Linked DNA regions of Homo sapiens: region 2 is linked to region 1. A link is a loop called in an ENCODE intact Hi-C map of the cell type or tissue named here. Cell type or tissue: lower leg skin. All regions are shown on one strand. Each heading gives the region's core, and the rest is flanking DNA. Links, peaks and the distances in the headings are about the cores only. Region 1 holds the start of LOC105376015 (a long non-coding RNA gene). Region 2 has its middle 48 kb from the start of APTX.

Region 1 (10,303 bases), core at 1,063-9,062:
ACCCTACTTCTCAATGGAGGAGTGGCAAAGAATTTGTCCTCATTTTTATTTATTTATTTATTTATTTATTTATTTATTTATTTATTTATTTATTTTTGAGACAGAGTCTCGCTATATCACCAGGCTGGAGTGCAGTGGTGTGATCTTAGCTCACTGCAGCCTCCATCTCCTGGGTTCAAGCAATTCTCCTGCCTCAGCCTCCCGAGTAGCTGGGATTACAGGCACCTCCCACCATGCCCAGCTAATTTTTGTATTTTTAGTAGAAGCGGGGTTTCACCATGTTGGCCAGGCTGCTCTCCAACTCCTGACCTCAAATGATCCGCCCACCTAAGCCTCCCAAAGTGGTGGGAATACAGGCGTGAGCCACGGTGCTCGGCCTGTCCTCATCTTTAGTCTGTCACAAATGTCGATATTAGGATATTCTTTTCCTTTCTCTCTCTCTCTTTTTTTTTTTCTTGAGGCAGATTCTCACTCTTGTCGCCCAGGCTGTTGTGCAGTGGCGTGATCTCAGCTCACTGCAACCTCTGTCTTCCGGGTTCAAGTGATTCTCCTGCCTCAGCCTCCCTAGTAGCTGGTATTACAGGTGCCTGCCACCATGCCTGACTAATTTATTTTGTATTTATAGTAGAGACAGGGTTTCACCATATTGGCCAGGCTGGTCTCAAACTCCTGACCTCAGGTGATCCGCCTGCCTCACCCTCCCAAAGTGCTGGGATTACAGGTGTGAGCCACCATGCCCAGCCTAGTATATTTCTGAATACTAAAAAAAAAAAAAAAAAAAAAAAATCTTCATATTTTTTGAGGAAATTCTACTTGAACATGGTGGAAAGTCCCTAAATATGTTATTTAATTTAATTTGTAATTTTTTTTCTCTCTTGTTTTTTATTTATTAGAGATGTCGTCTCGCTCTGTCACCCAGGCTGGAGTGCAGTGGTGCTATCATAGCTCACTGAAGCCTTGAACTCCTGGGCTTAAGCAGTCCTCCTACCTTGGCCTTCTGAGTAGCTGAGTCTACAGGTGTACACCACTGTGCCCAGCTCTCCCTCACTCACGGCTAATTTTTAAATTTTTTTTAAAGATGGGGTCTTGCGATGTTGGCCAGACTGTTCTTGAACTCCTGGCTTCGAGCAATCCTCTTGCATCAGGTTCCGAAAGTGTTGGAATTACAGAGCCACTGCACCCAGCCTAATTTGTAAGTAGTTTACCCAAGGTTTTTGCATCTGTATTGACACATAAGATTGGTTTATAGTTGTTGCTGTTGTTTTAAGTTTTGGTACCAAGGTATTTTTAGGTTTTGGTTTTGTTTTGTTTGTTTGGTTTCTTGTCTATAATTAGGTAGGTTTTCCATTTTAACTTTGAAGGAGTTTATAGAGGGAGAATCATATGTGTTTTTAATATTTAAAAAGGCTCGCCCACAAAGCTACCTGGGTTAGATTTCTTTGGAGTGAATTCTATGATTTTTAAAAAATTTATTATTGGAGGGGCAATTCCTCAAGGATCTAGAACCAGAAATACCATTTGACCCAGCAATCCCATTATTGAGTATATACCCAAAGGATTATAAGTCATGCTGCTATAAAAACACATGCACATATATGTTTATTGCAGCACTATTCACAATAGCAAAGACATGGAACCAACCCAAATGTCCATCAATGATAGACTGGATAGAGAAAATGTGGTACATATACACCATGGAATACTATGCAGCCATAAAAAGGAATGAGATCATGTCCTTTGCAGGGACATAGATGAAGCTGGAAACCATCATCCTCAGCAAACTAACACAGGCACAGAAAACCAAACACTGCTTGTTCTCACTCATAAGTAGGAGCTGAACACTGAGAACACATGGACACAGAGAGGAGAACAACACACACCAGGGCTGCTTGCAGGGTGGGGAGTGAGGGAAGGGAACTTAGAGAATGGATCAATAGGTGCAGCCAACCACCATGGCACACATATACCTATGTACAAACCTGTATGTTCTGCACATGTATCCTGTTTTTCTTTTTTTAGAAGGAATAAAGAAAAAATTTTTTAAAATTTATTATTGGTATTCAGATTAGATCACTTCATCCTGAGTCAATTATGGTCATTTAATGTTTTTTCACATTTAAGTCTAAAGTTGTATATTGTTGCTAGGTTTATGACCTCAGAAAGGACTTTGTAATATTAAGGAAGGAAAACAAAAGGATAAAAAAACCTGGGAAGGTAGTTCTTCCTGGAAAGATTTATTGCAGGCACAAGAAGCAAATTTTAGACCTCATGTTTATTTAATTTTTTTTCATGAAATTCATGAAGATATAGGCTCTTTGAAATTCAAAAAAAAAGAAAGAAGAAACTTATACTGAGATGAGACCTGTACTCGAACAAGCAGCTGAGGTAGAACGAGAAACCAGGTTTGGGCTCTTAGGAACATCCTTACTCCTGGCAATAGGAGGTTCAAGAAATCTTTGTGGATGCATATGTGAAGAATTAATGAATGATTAGGAATATCAATTCTCACAGCGTGGTATAGTCTCATGAAAACTGTAGAAGATTGAGCTGGACCACAGGGAACTGGGGAATATCTCTGAGTGCTGTTTTTGTTATCTACTTGAGTCCTCTCCTCCACACCCCTTAAGGTTAGTTCTCCCAGCAAGGGTCCAGCGTGATTACTCTGCTCTGGGTTTTCTCTTACCATTGCTTGTTGCCACTCTCCTGGTTCACCTGTTCCCATCCCTGAGCACTGCGCAGGCCACAGCTTTTTTAACCACTTAATATCCCCAGCAACTAATCATGGTGTGTCCTTGAATTCTAGATTTCCTAAGGCTGCAAAGAAAATTAAAAACAGGCCGGGTATGGTGGCTTATGCCTGTAATCCCAGAGCTTTGGGAGGCCAAGGCAGGAGAATCACTTCAGGCCAGGAGTTCGAGAGCAGCCTGAACAATGTAGCAAGACCTCATCTCTAAAAATAAAAGTGTATAATTTAATAATTCTTAGTAAGTTTAAAGAGTTTTGCAATCATTACTGCAATGGAATTTTAGAACATTTCCTTCACCCCCAAAATAACCTCATTCCCATTTGCAGTCACTTCCTATTTCCACCTTCAGCACCACCCCCAACCCCCGCCACACAAAACCACTGATCTGCTTTCTGTTTCTATTGATGTGTCTGTGATGGATATTTCATATATTTATATTCATATGAATGGAACCATGGTCTTTTGTTTATGTCTTCTTTCACTTAATGTATTTGACATGCATTCATGTTGAAGCATGTGTCAATACTTTGTTCCTTTTTATGACTGGAATAGTGTTCTGTTGTATGGATATACCACATTTTTCTTATCCATTCACCAGTTAAAACATTTGGGTTATTTCCATTTTTTGGATATTATGGCTAATGTTCTCAGGAATATTCATATACAAATCTTCATGTGAATGTAGATTTTCATTTATCTTGGGTAGATAATAATGGCTGAATTGTTGGGTCATATGGTGACTCTATTTAGTATTTTAAGAAACTGAAAAATGTTTTACAAAGTGGCTGCACCATTTTCCCGCCAGCAGAATACAAGAGCTACAGTTTCTTTACATCCTTGTCAATATTTGTTATTGCCTGTCTTTTTATACATTGGCTTGGTAAATATTTGTAATAATGTGCAGAACCCCATGCCACCTTTGTAGACCCTCAGATGGAAGCTGCTGTCTGGAATCACATTCTGAGAAATGGATTAATGATCCTTCATTGATGCTTAGGACCTATGTACACCTTCTAGCTGTTGTATTAAACTCTAAAAACTCTAGTATTTTTGTAAAAATATCATACTACTTAAAGCTTAGGGTGTCCATGTGTCAACAACTATTAATTATACTCCAGTATCCAGTCTCCCCTTCTTACACAGGGGGCAGTCAAAGAGTCCCATTTTCCAGCCTCCCTTGCAGCTAGATGTAGCTATGTGATTAAGTTCAGAAGAATGGGATGTGAGCAAAAATGTCATGTTCTCTTAAATGGAGCCAGGCTTTTACCTCTTTCCACATCCTCACTGATGGGAAGGTGGAAGTGAGGGTAGCCATCCTTAGACCAAAAACAGATACTAGGTGCTGAGATTGGCAGGGCATTAAGACACAGGAGGCTTGGGCAACTGGTGATTGCAGGGCCTCCATTCCAGCCCTGGATTGCTTACCTGGATTTTAACATGAGAGATAAGTATCTTGTTTAATCCAGTGTTATTTTTTATTTATTTTGTATTTATTTGAGATAGAGTTTTGCTCTGTTGCCCAGGCTGGAGTGCAGTGGCTGCAATCTCAGCTCACCGCAACCTCCGCCTCCCGGGTTTGAGCAATTCTCCTGCCCACCATCTCGCCTAGCTAGTTTTTTGTATTTTTAGTAGAGACGGGGTTTTGCTATCTTGGCCAGGCTGGTCTGGAACTCCTGACCTCAAGTGATCCACCCACCTAGGCCTCTCAAAGGGCTGGGATTACAGGCATGAGCCACTGAGGCTAGCCCCAGTGTTATTTTGAGGCTCTCTGTTATAACAGCCAAAAAGTGAAATTACTAACATCTAGAATGGCTCTGTAGGAACATGGCTAGAATATGAGAGTCTCCGCTGATGAATATGATCATACAAGGAAAAGCAGGGCAATGGAGACAAAAAAGCCTGGGAAGAAAATCAGGACACTAGAATTTTAGTAGCATTTTTACCTCTAGTCAGCTTTGTGATCTCAGGCAAGCCTTATATTTCTCTGTCTTCATCCATGAAACAAGATGGTTTTGTACAATTGAAAATAAATGCTTAAAGCTTGAAAATAAAAAGCATCTGGTTTCAGAAGTACTTCATTATATTCCTAATCACTGGTAAAGCAACTCAGTACTACAGGCTGGGAAGGAGAGGGAAGGGAGACATAGGGATAGATTTGTAGAAGAATACAAAATTACAGCTAGATAGAAGGAATGAGTTCTAGTGTTATATAGCGCTACAGGATGATGATAGTTAACAATAATATACTCTATAGTTTCAAATAGCTAGCAGGAGGATATAGAATGTTCCCAACACAAAGAAATGATAAATGTTTGACATGATGGCTATGCTAATTACCTTGACCTTATCACTATACATCATATGTGTTGAAACATCACTATGCACCCCATAAATATGTACAAATCATTATGTGTCATATAAAATATTTTTTTAAATTAGGAAAATATATAAATGTAAACCTTTGGTATCAACTTTCTTAAATAAAATAGATGTTAATCATCTTCAGCAGCTGCATCAGTGAGAATGTTAACATGGGGCTAAGAATTTTCCTATACACAGTATTAGCTTTTTAAGTCCTCCCAATGGGTGCCATTATTGTCTTCATTTTACGAATAAGGAACCGGAGGTTTAATGAAGTTAAGGACCTTGCCCTGCCATGCAGATAGTTAGTGGTGGAGCCAGGGTTTCAGTTCCTGAACCCGGAACACAGGTGTTTGGCCACTGCTACTCTGCCTCCATAACTATACCCAACACATACCAGAAGATCAATAGTGATGGCCAGTGGCCATATGACCACTTTAGCTATTGTGACTAGAAGGGATTATCATAGTTTAAAATGAATAAACAACTCTTCCTAATTTGCTCACTAGGTTAAGGTGACATGGGAAGCGATCATTGTGAGTCATCCAGGGAACACAGGGAGAGTTAAGCTGATGGTGACGCACACCTGCCAACTGCTGAGAAGAAGATAATCAGCCCTCAGGAATTTTCGACCCAGCCGCACTGCACAGCCTGGTTGCTGGACTCCTAGGACCAAGCCTCCTGGGCCTGGCAGGCAGCTGTAATTCAGAGTGGGTCGGGGCTCCAGGATGTGTTGTTTCCTGTGCATTGCACTTCGCAGAGGCACAGAGCAGAAGCTAAGCCTGATGGCCTCTGAACACTGGTTGGGTTTTTTGTTTTTTTTTTTTCCTGGCAACAAAATTAAAGCCGCACCTAGGGATTTATCCACCCTTTTGCTGATCTCGATGTGAACTGTGCAGCTGAATCCCTGCACACAGTACTGACTCTCTCAGGGTGTTGCTTAAAATGTGGCTGAGCACAAATGCAAAACATCGTCTTGTTGAAGTCAGCACACAGAATTAATCTCTAAAAGTAATGAAAGAATTAGTTTCACTTTGTAAGATAAATAAATGCAAAGTATGGTGAAGTCAGAGATGTTCAGCTCAGTTGCTTTTAGACGGCGACATCTTTTGAAAATGATATTATATATTTGGGACACATTTTAATGCCACTCTAATATTTTGTGTCATTATAAGGATGCTTTGGGTTTTTTTGTTGTTGTTTTTGAAGTCTATTATCATATGAGTTTTTTTTTTTTTTTTTTTTTTTTTTTTGAGACAGAGTCTCGCTGTCGCCCAGGCTGGAGTGCGTGGCGCGATCTCGGCTCACTGCAGGCTCCGCCCCCCGGGGTTCACGCCATTCTCCTGCCTCAGGCTCCCGAGTAGCTGGGACTACAGGCGCCCGCCACCTTGCCTGGCTAATTTTTTGTATTTTTAGTAGAGATGGCGTTTCACTGTGTTACCCAGGATGGTCTCAATCTCCTGGCCTCGTGATCCGCCCGCCTCGGCCTTCCAAAGTGCTGGGATTACAGGCGTGAGCCACCGCGCCCGGCCTAGCATATGAGATTTTTAACCTGCAACGATTCACCTTTAGTGAATTTTTAGTATTGGAAATGATACAAACTTCAAAGTGTCTTGTCCTTTTTTTTTTAAGCTCTTGGAAACATAAGTATGTGATTTAAGTAAATATAAAATTAGAAGCCATCTCAACACTAGAACTTATTCCTCCTATCTAGCTGTAATTCAGCCTCTAAAGTCAATGTGAAATAAGGCTCACTGTTTTTCACCCCATCCTTAATGTTATTTTTACCCTGACACTGAATTTCAGGCTTTGGTTTTTCTGAGTGTGGCCCACCTGCTTGAAAGTTGTTCTGAAAGTTTGAGGTAAAGGAAGTCAGATCAGAGAGCATTTTCCCCCAGTACCTAACAAAATGAATAAAATGACTGCATTTTAAAGGGCCAAAAATTTCTCATCAGTGATCAAGATTGAAAAAAGGGCAAAACTTCATGTAATACAGTTTTACTTTCAACTGTACGGCTTTCAACCTTGTAATGACACTTGCTTTTCAGAAAGAGAAATGAGGAAAGGTGAGTCAACAAAATTCTGATACTTTTTCTGAATTCGCCTTGATGTGAGGAAGAAGTGGATTGAGGCACGAGGAGGTGGGGAAACTGACGCGTAGGAGCCACTCTTCGTGCCACTGCAGACCCTTGCTAAGGCAGAGGAGTAGGCAGGGCCGGGCATTCTCCAGGGTGCTTGCTGAATGGGGGGATCAACCAAAGCCCTTGGGTTAGAAAATGTCCCATGCTGGGAAGACTGGCCCTGGTAAGGGACATTTGCTGGGGCTTGCAAGAGAGAATCCAGCCAGGCTAGCAACAACTGTAGGCAGCTCCTGATGACCTTTCCTCCTTCTCACAAATTTTCTGGCTAGAGAAAAGTAAGTAGAAAATAACAGCCAGCCCTCAAGTTTTTCTCCATAGGGGTGATAAATAGTTTCCAGGAAGAGGGTCAAGAAGAACTACAGTAGATCAGAGAAACTGAAGTTTATATCATAGCACTGCATAAGTTTAGCTTGAGCAAAATTAAAATAGATGTCATGTCAACCTTGCAAATGAGCCACAGAGGAGAGACGGAGAGAGAGACGGTTAACATGAACATAACAATCTCTGCTTCACAGGGTTGTTGGAAGGAGTAAAAGAGAAAAAGTATGTAAATACTGGACCACAGAACCTGATACATTCGAAGTACACAAAAATCATAGTCTCTCCTCCACTCCCATCCCTTGTTCATAGCCCTACATATTGTTTTTTGTTTTGTTTTGTTCAATTCAGGCTCACTTTGCATTCTTACAACACTGTAGATCTTTAGGTTGAGTAATTTATGGCTTAAAGCTAAATAATTATTTGCCAGCAAACTGTTCTTGAAAATATATAGCAGCATAGGAAAGGTCATGGGCTTTAGTGTTAAAACTAGGCTTTGATCCTGGGCCACCTCCTTGAGTTTGTGTTTTTAGGCAGGTTATACATTTAATCTCTCTGAGCTGACTTTTCTTCTTTATGAATGATATCAATAATCCTAAATTTGCTGTACCTGTATATGTATAAAGCACCTGGCACAAACTAGGTGCTCCTTGAGGTGGCACGGCTAATATCATTTTACTTTTTCAGATTGTTATACAAAACATCAACAAATTATTGTTTGTTACCCCAACTGCTTCTTTAGGAGGGTGAATTTTGTTACTGTAGAGTATCTTGTTTTGCAGAGCATCATGATGTCCTGGGGTCTGTAAGTTTATGAATTGAGGGAAGTGGCTAAATTGCTTGCGTAAGAAAGGGAAGGAAAAAAAATGAAAATGAAGGCAGGAGTTGGGGGTAGGATGATCAAGAATCTAGGGGAGAGAATTAAGCAGTGAAATCTGGGAGGATTCAGGGATAAAAATCCCTAGAGAGGATAAACCAGGAAGGGATTTGTGGAGGTACAAATATAGAATGTCAGTTTTTACCTTGTTTTCTTCAGGTTGTATGATATAGCTACCCTTCCTGTCCCCTCCTTCTCCTCCAGGACCCACAGAGTCTTCAGGGAAATTAACATTGCTCACTGAAGCTTTTCTGTGGCTGGATTTGGTGGAGAGCAGCAGGACTAGGAGAGGTGCTGAGTTCTGCATCCAGGTTGATGCAGTGAGGCTGAGCAGTGTGAGCAGATGCGGGAATCAGAGGACACAGGGGAGGTGACATCTGGCTTTTGGGTAGATTTCCACAGGTCTGATCATGCTCTGTATTTGCCATCTGCCAAACTTTATTGAGGAAGTCTTAAGGTCTGGGTAGATATGAAATCTCTCAGCTTGTAGAATTTCAACTACTCTTTCCATAGTGGCAGAAAAGTAGAAGTGAAGACAGTACCAGGACCATGTATCTTCTAGAGACTTAATATACCCCTGCTCTGCCTGCTTCCACCCCACCCCCATCAATGTCAGACATAAGCCATGTCTGTTCTGCACATTGGTTCAAGGTCTCCAACCAAAAGTGTTGGAGTTCGCTCTTTGAGTTCCCTTCCTACCAGTAGCCTGGCTCAGTCCTCGCAAGAAAGATGCTGTTCTGTTTCCTTAGACATCCAACTGTATAACTCTTAATTCCCTGGGGGAGCTTCCTCTTCTGTTTGCTTCTGAGTCTTAATTACTTCCCATCTCCCTTAGCAGCAGTGTTCTTATACCCTAGCCACCACCTCTCCCAGAATATTCTGTGTTGCCTTAGACCTCTTCTGCTGGTCACCATCAAAATACTCCTTCCTTCCTTCTCCACCTAGACAATCACTCATAGTTTCAAATTTCATCACAAAATTTGCTACTCTGATGTGCTCAGGAAGCTCAATTAAGGAATCAGTGTTCAGTTGCAGGCCTTGCCCTTTCATCTCTGTATACTTCTTTCCTAGGTAGTGCCATTCACAACTTGGCTTCCGTTATTGACAGGCATATGACCACAAATTTATATCACCCACACAGATTTTTCTTCCAAATTCTAGTCTCATATATCCAACTACCTATTTGATGTTCCCTATTTTAAATGTTCAAGAGCTCCCTTAATCTTCTTAAAAATTATGATGTAAGTACTTTTATTATTCTTATTTTGAAAACTAGAAAGCTGATGCTCAGAAAATTAAAATATGTTTTGTGTGTAAGTTCACACAACTGATTAATATTTGATGGAATCTGAACACAGGACTCGCTGCCCTCAAACCTTATTCTTTTATCTGGCATGTCATTACTGCCTTTGAAATATTTATATCAGGGAAACTGAGATCACTTGCTTGACATAATAATAATAATAAAAGTATTATCATCGAGAAATGAAAACAATTGATTTGAATAGGAATAAGACAACATGCTGATAATTTCAAAACTTTCAGCATGATAACAAAATTTTAGGACTGAGTTTCCTTCTTCACTACATGATATCAATAATTCTAAATTTGCTGTATTTGTATACATAAAGTGCCTGGCACAAACTTGGGATCTTTAAAAAATTTTTTTTTAATTTTTAATTTTTGTGGGTACATAGTAGATGTACATATTTATGGGATACATGAGATGTTTTGATACAGGCATACACTGTGAAATAACCACATTACGGAGAATGGAGTATCCATCCCCTCAGGTATTTATCCTTTGTGTTACAAACAATCCAATTACACTGTATTAGTTGTTTTAACGTGTACAAGTAA
Region 2 (10,303 bases), core at 755-8,754, 350 kb before region 1:
GCATGCGTCACGTAGTTCTCGTGCCATGGTTTTCAGCTCCATCAGGTCATTTAAGGTCTTCTCTATGCTGTTTATTCTAGTTAGCCATTCATCTAACCTTTTTTCAAGGTTTTTAGCTTCCTTGCTATGGGTTCGAACATCCTCTTTTAGCTTGGAGAAGTTTGTTATTACCGACCTTCTGAAGCCTACTTTTGTCAACTCGTGAAAGTCATTCTCCGTCCAGCTTTGTTCTGTTGCTGGCGAGGAGCTGTGATGCTTTGGGGAGTATAGGCGCTTTGGTTTTTAGAATTTTCAGCTTTTCTTCTCTGGTTTCTCCCCATCTTTGTGGTTTTATCTACCTTTGGTCTTTGATGTCGGTGACCTACAGATGGGGTTTTGGTGTGGATGTCCATTTTGTTGATGTTGATGCTATTCCTTTCTGTTTGTTAGTTTTCCTTCTAACAGTCAGGTCCCTCAGCTGCAGGTCTGTTGGAATTTGCTGGAGGTCCACTCCAGACCCTGTTTGCCTGGGTATCACCAGCGGAGGCTGCAGAACAGCAAATATTACAGAACAGCAAATATTGATGCCTTATCCTTCCTCTGGAAGCTTCGTCCCAGAGGGGCACCTGCCTGTATGAAGTGTCAGTCAGCCCCTACTGGGAGATGTCTCCTAGTTAGGCTACACGGGGGTCAGGGACCCACTTGAGGAGGCAGTCTGTCCTCAGAGCTCAAACGCCATGTTGGGAGAACACAGGTCTCCAGAGCTGTCAGACAGGGACGTTTAAGTCTGCAGAAGTTTCTGCTGCCTTTTGTTCAGCTATGCCCTGCCCCCAGAGGTGGAGTCAACAGAGGCAGCAGGCCTTGCTGAGCTGTGGTGGGCTCCACCCAGTTCAAGCTTCCCCAGCTGCTTTGTTTACCTACTCAAGCCTTAGCAATGGCGGACGCCCCTGCCGCTGCCAGGCTGCTGCCTCACAGGTCGATCTCAGACTGCTGCGCTAGCAGTGAGCAAGGCTCCGTGGGCGTGGGACCCGCCAAGCCAGGCGCGGGATATAATCTCCTGGTGTGCCATTTGCTAAGACCATTGGAAAAGTGTAGTATTTAGGCGGGAGTGTCCCATTTTTCCAGGCACAGTCTGTCATGGCTGCCCTTGGCTAGGAAAGGGAAATCCCCTGACCCCTTGGGCTTCCTGGGTGAGGTGATGCCCTGCCCTGCTTTGGCTCACCCTCTGTGGGCTGCACCCACTGTCCAACCAGTCCCAATGAGATGAACCAGGTACCTCAGTTGGAAATGCGGAAATCACCCGTCTTCTGTGTCGATCACGCTGGGAGCTGCAGACTGGAGCTGTTCCTATTCGGCCATCTTGGAACCAAGCGGAAATTTTTTAATATAAAGTGTTTCCTCCTCTCCCAATGTCCCATGTCCCTAATAATGAGAATTTGTGATTACAATAATTTTAAGAGGAAAGAATACAGTTGCTAGCAGAAAGCCATGCAAATTAGGGAGACTGGAGTGTGAGATCTCCCCCCTCCTCCAGCTGTTTTTCTTCTACTGACAGCTGGCAGCAGGGTGGGGTTACAGGAGCCTCTGCCTTCTCTGGGCTGGATGTGTCAAACCTTTCTAACTCCAAGGAAACCATCAGCAGAGGCCCCCTACTTCCTGCCTGTGTCTGTCTGCCAGTATGCAGACACCATGAGATAGGAGCAGTGCTCAAAGAACTATGCATTTGCTTTGGTATCTTAATCCCAAATCCACTTCAAGATTTGGGGGAAAATGAGCAACCTCCAGTGTTAAGTGTGAAAAGTCAGTTCTTTGTGGAAAGCATGATTGAATTTTCACAATTGAGGAACTTGTCACAGTGTGTGATCTGCCCAGAGGCACTCTCCAAAACACCAAAAATTCTCCAGGAATGTTTTCATCTTTTTGAAACTCCAGTTTGCATTTCCAGGAGCCAGGCTGACCTGTGTGCACAGTGTTCTGTAAAGGCAGTTTGTTTTTTCAGTTAAAGGTGGTGGGAGGAACACTGGAGTGGTGTCCACTGTTGAGAAAGAGATGGGAACTCATTCCTGAAGGAAAGATGGGCGTAGAGAGCATTAGGCTGCCCAGGCATGTGGGCAAGCAGTGAGAACAGAAGTCTTTGGGGACAAAAGTCCTGTGCTAGATTTGCCAAGAGAAATATCAACTGATCTCTTTAAAATGAGATCCCTCCCACCCCCTACATGGGGCCTGGAAAATGTGGTCTGCTAGGTATGGAGACACCAAATAAACAGTACTGAGGCTCCCTGTGTGTCAGTCACCACCCCTGGCAAATGCCAAAATGCCTCACTTTGCTCGAGGAATTTACAACTCAAGGTGTTTGTGTCACAGGCCAAGACGGGAGTGGAGGATCTGTCCATCAGAGGACAGAATGCTTCCCCTATGCCAAGGCGCCTCCTCTTGTATTCACGCACAGCATTTTCCTGAAACTGGTTACTGAGCCTGGAATTTCTGTTAACGTTCAAAGGCAAATGAGAATTACCAAGCTGAGACGAGGGCTGGGGGTATGCTATCTTCCTTTAGTCCCTTTCATAAAAGCCCTTGTGCTGTCCAGCTGCCTTTCTTTCCAGAAGGTGGTGGTCCAGTTTTAATTATGTTAACAGAGGGAGTATAGCTAAAAAACGACTTACTCCATCAAAATCTCTTCCGCTACCAAGAGCACGGAGACCAGCAGGTTTGGCTGTTTGAATCCTCCCTGCTCTGCATGGCTTTTCGGAACCTCGGATCCTTCGCCTTAAACTCAGGGGTTAAAACCCTAAGAATTAAACGAAATAAAGTATCTAAAGTGAGCACAGGGCCTGGCCTAGAGGGTTGAGTTTCCTCCTCCTCCCGGATAAGGGAAGCGGTGATGAGGCCAGGTGGAGCCCGAGGGCCTTCCTCGGAGGCGGTGCGGGCAGCAGGTGAGGGCTGCGCCCGGGAGGGTCCGGGAAGGGTCCCTGGGTGGGGGAGGGGGAAAGGGGCTGCGGCTCCGGCCAGCGGGGAGCCCTGGCCCGCCCTCTCCCTTTTCGGACCTCCGAGGGAGACCGGCCGAGAGCTGGGCCAGGTGGGCTGCACCGAATGGGGAGAAGCGGCTGCGGGAGCCGCGGCGGAATCCTCAGCTGGAGGGCGCCCCAGAGGTCTCCGGGATCCTTGTCTCCCTGGCTCCTTGGTAGGCGCGGGAGGCGCCCATGGGGCTCCAGCCGGGGCCTAGGAGGCGGTGACAGATGGCTGGGGATGGAGGAGGCTAAGCCCCGGGCTTTCTCCCCGGCGCCCGCAGGGGACTTCCAGGCACCCTCGACGGCGGACCGAGCTAGGGCGCGGGGCCGATGGTGCGGGGACCTCCCTGGGCTTTGGGGTCATGAAAGGCTCCCAGACGCTCTGGCCCCGCAGGCGCTGCTCGTCACTGGGACCGGGCTTGGTTCGATCTGGGCAACAGCAGTTACACTGCGGCCGCTGCTCCGCCCAGGCCAGGGCAGTGTGGGGGCGGGGAGGAAGGGGACGCATAGTTTCCTCGGGGCTCCTGTGTGGCCAGCCTAAAAGTGGGGTTTTCGTCGCCTGTGGTGAAATATCTGCGCCTCTTCCATCCTCAGTAACCAGTACTGATTTTCCTTAGCGTCTCCTGTTATCCAAAGCGACCACAACCTACATGACAGCCCCACTAGAAGCTTTGAGGTGACATTCTCTGGAATATCGATTTAGCTGTGCAACACTTGGCAAATTGACTTCCTGTTCCTCGGATTTCTCACTTGTAAAACAGACACTGTAATACCATCTACTTTGTAGGGTGAATGTCAATATTACATGAAATCATGGGAGTAAAGCATTTGGTAGATGGTCACTCAATGAATGTGATGATTATGGCAAGGAGTTGTTTTTCAAGGGAAACTTGCCTGTGAAATTGGTTTAATACATTTATTCATCTGCATTCTTTGTTTCTTTTCTGTCCTAAGTAACTACACAACAATGAGCAGGCTTAAGAAAATATCAACTTTGGTAGATGCTAAATACTGCTTAGGACGAAGTAAGACATCTTTGACAAGGCAAGTCGCTTTTAATTCAAAAGAATTTTGAGAAAAAATAATTTAGCCCCCCTTCCAAAGATAAGAGATTACAGTGGTAGTTTCTATATTCATTAAAAAACTTATGTTTTTAAAATGGAAAAAATGCTCTGACCGGTGACAGGTTTAGGGGAGTTCATTTCACAAGTGTCTGGAGCAACAGTTAACTTCAAGGTCAACGTCCAGACATTTGGCCAGGTAAAGAATCATTTCCCAATCATTTGCTGTGCCAGTGTGGAATGTAAACATGCTGAATAATTGAAAACAGCTGTTGTTACTGTAATAGTCACCCTCTGCGTCCTTTCCTGCTGTTTTCCACGTGCTCTATCCCCCAAATCTAAAAGGCTGTAAGCCAATATCACTAATAGCAAAGGTGGTCATGAGGGCATTTTTCCTCCTTCTGTGACTCATTTCTTTCTGTGTGAGACGACTCCGTAGACACAACACAATTGAGTCTTGCATGTTATCTACCCCTTTATTTAAAACCCAAAGAGGACTTACAAAAAGAGAAGAAATCTCTTTAAAGGTGAACAATGCAGTCAAGTTACTTGCTCACAATCATATTTGTAGGCTAGCTTAAGAGGACTTTGTATTATAATAAAAAGTGTTTCTGAATTGCTTTTTAGTTCATCATCACTGTATTCATTATATATAGCTCTGTTTCTGGAGAAAAACCTAATATATATATATATTTTTAAATGGCATTATCTAATTGCACAGTCATTTTCAGTCATACAAAAGCCAACATTAAAAATGAGCAAAGGGAAATAATTACGACTTGCAGGCTGGGAAGAGGTAAATAATCTGATGTGTAGTTCTTGTGCGTGAGGGATTTAATTAGACATCAACAGAAAAAGAATTTTTTTTCTGAAAAAATATATAATTTAATCCACAATGTGTTTAGCTATAGAGAGTTTTATTGACAGAATTCCTTTAATGTTTTTCTGATTCATTTGGTGCTTAACAAAGGGATTACTTTAGCTCTTGTGTCTTGATTGACTATTGTATGATTCTTTAATCTTTTATTGACTAGTGAAATAAACAAAATAATTATAGTGAGAGATTTTAATATGTGTATATCAAACTTGGACATCTCTGTTAGGGAAGCAGGAGCCTAGAGGAGCCAGGATGATACCATTTTAAAATCACCTCCATCTTGAAACTAGCAAGGCACATTCCTTGCCAGTCATGACCCATGGTCCTTAGATGTTTACAGCTAAAGTAGCAGCTTGTTAACGCCTGCAAGGACACACTCCTACAATAACAGAAAGTCCAGATGTCCTGATATCCATAACAGTATGTGCTTTGAATATAATTGTAGTTATGGTTTGAGGTACTCACACACTAGAATGTCGAGGATAGTTTTATTTAAATCAGTATTACACATTTTGTCATGCTGTCTGCTCACCCTCATGTAGACTCAGCTTAGCTTAGTCTTTATATACATAAGACCCCCTACATAAGAAAAACTTAAAGCAAAGATGGTGCGTTCCTCTGCTTGCCTTCTGAGGGTGCTGTACTCTGGAAGGGAGTAGCTTCTAAATAACTTGCTTCTTTCACTGCACTCTGTGACTCACCTTGAATTCCTTCCTGCGTGAGACCCAAGAACCCTCTCTTGGGGTCTGGATCAAGACTCCTTTTCCGGTAATGAATCCAGGAGGCGAAAAAATAAGGACATTTAGGAATCGAGCAATTCAGTAAACATTTGTGTGTGTGTGTGCACCCACGTGCATACATACACTTACGTGTAGAGGATCTAGAAAGATCTTTATATTCTTTGAATAGAGAAGATACACATTTCCCATATGATCATAGTACCTTTAAAATAGTTGATCCCATATTTGGCCACAAAGAAATTCTTTTTCTTTTCTTCCCCTGGAGATAGGGTCTCCCTCTGTCACCCAAGCTGGAGTGCAGTGTCACGATCATAGCTCACTGTAACTTCAAACTCCTGGACCCAAGCAATTCTCCCGCCTCAGCCTCCTGAGTAGCTAGGACTATAGGTGCATGGCACCATGTCCAGCTAATTTCAATTTTTAAATTTTTTGTCGAGATGAGGTCTCACTATGTTACCCAAGCTGGTCTCAAACTCCTACCCTAAAGTGATTCTGATCCTTCCCCACCCCACCAGCCTCCCAAAGTGTTGGGATTACAGGTTTGAGCCACCACACCTGGCCTAAGCAATTCTTGATACATTAAAAAATAGAAGAGGTATACCACAGGCCATGATATGGCTTGGATCTGTGTCCCCACCCAAATCTCATGTTGAATTGTAATCCCCAGTGTTGGCAGTAGGGCCTGGTGGGAGGTGGTTGGACATGGGGGCAGTTTCTCACGAATGGTTTAGCACCATTCCTCTAGTGCTGTTCTGCTGATAGAGTTACCATGAGATCTGGTTGTTTAAAAGTGTGTAACACCTCCCACCCTGCTCCTGCTCCAGCTGTGTAAGGCGTGCCTGTGTCCCCTTTACCTTCTGACATGATTGAAAGTTTCCTGAGGCCTCCCAAGAAGCTGAACAGGTGCCAGCATCATGTTTCCTTTACAGCCTGCAGAACTGGGAGCAAGTGAAGCCTCTTCTCTTTATAAATTACCCGGTCTCATGTAGTTCTTTTTTTTTTTTTTTTTTGGAGATGGAGTTTTCGTTCTTGTTGCCCAGGCTGTAGTGCAATGGCACAATCTCAGCTCACTGCAACCTCTGCCTCCCAGATTCAAGCGATTCTCCTGCCTCAGCCTCCCGAGTAGCTGGGATTACAGGGGCATGCCACCAGGCTGGCTAATTTTATTTATTTATTTATTTTTTGTATTTTTAGTAGAGACAGGGTTTCACCCATGTTGACCAGGCTGGTCTCGAACTCCTGACCTCAGGTGATCTGCCCACCTCGGCCTCCCAAAGTGCTGGGATTACAGGCATGAACCACTGCTCCCGACCATCAGGTAGTTCTTTATTAGCAGTGTGAGAATGGACTAATACAGGCCACAGTATTTGAACATAATTAAAATTATAAATTAATAATTTAAAAAGTATCTAAAAATCTTGACCATTTGGATGTGAAGAATTATACTGCCAGATAACTTTTGGATTATTACAGAAATCAATGCTGAACTTGCACGCTTAGTAATGTAAAGTCTAACATTTTATACAAGAATCTGTAGGATATAGCAAAAGCTATTTTCAGAATAAAGTAGATTGATTTAAATAGCTTTCATTGTACAGACAAGAGACTGAAGATAAACTCATCTTAAGAACTTAGAAAAAATATGTAAAAAATAAAGAGAAATTTAACCAAGAGAAATTAGGAAAAGGGAAGTTACAAAATTAAGGCCAAAATTAACAAAATAGAAAGCAAAAACTATGTACCAAAAGGTCATATAGGCCGGGCGCAGTGGCTCATGCTGGTAATTCTAGCACTTTGGGAGGCCAACGCGGGCGGATCACGAGGTCAGGAATTCCAGACTAGCCTGACCAACATGGTGAAACCTCGTCTGTACTAAAAATACAAAAATTAGCTGGGCGTGGTGGCACGCGCCTGTAATCCCAGCTACTCGAGAGGCCGAGGCAGGAGAATCGCTTGAACCCAGGAGGCGGAGGTTGCAGTGAGCTGAGATTGCGCCACTGCACTCCAGCTTGGGCAGAGCAAGACTCTGTCTCATAAAAAAAAAAAAAAAAGTTATTTAAATTCAGAAGTTGGTTTTTTTGAAAAGAGCAATAAAGTAAATAAACTCATCACTAACCAGGTTAAAGAAAAAAGAAAGCACAATTATATGATATTTTGAGTAAGAAAGAGACATAACTGAAGGGGGCCTGCCCCTCCACACGTGTGGGTATTTCTCGTCAGGTGGGACGAGAGACTGTGAAAAGAAATAGGACACAGAGACAAAGCATAGAGAAAGAACAGTGGGCCCAGGGGACCGGCACGCTCAGCATGCGAGGACCTGCACCGGCACTGGTCTCTGAGTTCCCTCAGTATTTATTGATCATTATTTTTACTGTCTTAGCAAGGCAAGTGTAGCAGGGCAACAGGTGAAGGTCAGCAGGGAAACATGTAAGCAAAGGAATCTGTATCATGAATAATTTCATGGAAAGGTACTGTGCCTGGATGTGCACATAGGCCACATTTATGTTTCACTTTACACAAACATCTCAGTGTAGCAAAGAGTAACAGAGCAGTATTGCTGCCAGCATATCTCGCCTCCAGCCACAGGGTGGTTTTCTCCTATCTCAGAATAGAACGAATGGGAATGGTCGGCTTTAAACCGAGACATTCCATTCCCAGGTATGCGCAGGAGACAGAAGCCTTCCTCTTATCCCAACTGCAAAGAGGCCTCCCTCTTTCACTACTCCTCCTCAGCACAGACCCTTCAGGGATGTCGGGCTGGGGGATGGTAAGGTCTTTCCCACAAGGCCATATCTCAGGCTGTCTCGGTTGGGGGAAACCTTGGACAATACCCAGGCTTTCTTGGGCAGAGGTCCCTGCGGCTTTCCGCAGTGCATTGTGTCCCTGGTTAATCGAGAATGGAGAATGGTGATGAATTTTACCAAGCATACTGCCTGCAAACATATTGTTAACAAGAAACATCCCGCACAGCCCTAAATCCGTTAAAGTTTGATTCAATACAGCACATGTTTCTGTGAGCACAGGGTTGGGGCTAAAGTTACAGGTTAACGGCATCTCAAAGCAAAACAATTTTTCTTCGTACAGATCAAAATGGAGTTTCTTATGTCTTCCTTTTCTACATAGACACAGTAACAATCTGATCTCTCTTTCTTTTCCCCACGCATAACCACAGAAATAGAAAAGGTTAAAAATGATTTAAAGAGAATGTTGGTTGGGCATAGTGGCTCACATCTGTAATCCCAACACTTGGTGAGGCTGAGGTGGGCAGATTGCTTCAGCCCAGGAGTTTGAGACCATCCTGGGCAACATAGGGAGAACCCCCATCTCTATAAAAAATTTAAAAATTAGCTGGGTTTAGATGGCATACACCTGTAGTCCCAGCTACTTGGGAGGCTGAGGTGGGAGGATTGCTTGAGCCCAGCAGGTCAAGGCTGCAGTGAGCTGTGATCACACCACTGCACTCCAGCCTGGGCAACAAAACTGTCTCAAAAAAAAAAAAAAAAAAAGAGAGAGAGAGAGTGTTAACTTGAACTCTAACTATTTGGAAATATTGAGGATTTCCTAGCAAAATATAAATGAATAAAAGTGACATAAAGAGAAGCTGAAAACTTGAACAGACTCATTACCATAAGAGGTTGGAGAAATGATTATAGCTCTATCCTTAAAAAAGAGCTGGTGCCAGGTGATTTCCCAGCTCAATGTGACCTGACTATTTTTTAAAAAGCAGGTAATACAGTGTTATTTAAACCAGTACATATCAAACATCAATAGGAATCACCTGGAAATCTTGTTAAACTGCACACTGTGATTCAATAGGTCTGAGGTGGAACCTGAAATTCTGTATTTCTTAAAAGCTGTCAGACGGTGATGCTGATGTTACTGGTCCATGCTCTTTGCACTGCAAGGATTTAAATGACTCAAGACCATAAAACAGGCCGGGCGGTGGTTCACACCTGTAATCCCAGCACTTTGGGAGGCTGAGGTGGGTGGATCACTTGAGGTCAGGACTTCCTAACCAGCCTGGCCAACATGGTGAAACCCTGTCTCTACTAAAAATACAAAAATTAGCAGGGCATGGTGGCTGTGCACCTGTAATCCCAGCTCCTTGGGAGGCTAAGGCAAGAGAATCCCTTGAACCTGGGAGGCGGAGGTTTCAGTGAGCCAAGATCACACCATTGCACTCCAGCCTGGGCGACAGAGCGAGACTCCATCTGAAAAAACAAACAAACAAACAAAACAACAACAACAACAACAACAACAACCCATAAAACAGCATGGAAAGCTCCTTTAATAAAGCCAGCACAGCTTTCATAGTTCAATCAGGTACAGAGGATGCAAAGAAAAGGGTATCATAGACTAATTTCACTTGCACATGCATTCAGCAAATGTTTATTGAGCACCTACTAAGAATGTCTGTTACTGTTCTAGGGGCAGGGAATATAGCAGGGAACAAAACAGGTTAAGTCCCTGTTCTCTTGAGATTACTTATTGTGATACTAGCAAAAAGCTCCCTTGGCATCTCTGGAGTAGTAAGAATATCTTTTATATGCCAATGAGGTGACTGGTGGCTGGGAGCCCCTAGAGATCTTCAGGATGAGGGCTGGTCACTGGAAAGGCCAAGGCATGATTAGAGGGCTC

What was found. A loop is a pair of places that touch in the nucleus more often than their neighbours do. Peaks named below come from ENCODE experiments on the same cell type or tissue, not always from the same donor. Only the 100,000 strongest peaks of a DNase experiment are listed, where the experiment ranks them.
Region 2: a loop joins it to region 1, with 4 times the contacts of the local background. A loop is called at or near these places in 5 of 110 quality-filtered maps.

The regions. Positions count from the first base shown.
Region 1 is chr9:32,599,781-32,610,083 of GRCh38, reverse strand. It overlaps LOC105376015 (a long non-coding RNA gene), which reads left to right and starts at 1,083. Exons shown (of 2, transcript XR_929553.1): 1 at 1,083-1,192; 2 at 5,617-6,177. In lower leg skin, for the core only: no CTCF peak of the experiment used is centred there; no DNase peak of the experiment used is centred there.
Region 2 is chr9:32,948,856-32,959,158 of GRCh38, reverse strand. No RefSeq gene overlaps it. Among named protein-coding and RNA genes, the nearest start is that of APTX, 48 kb to the left of the region's middle. RefSeq lists an enhancer at 468-1,667. In lower leg skin, for the core only: no CTCF peak of the experiment used is centred there; no DNase peak of the experiment used is centred there.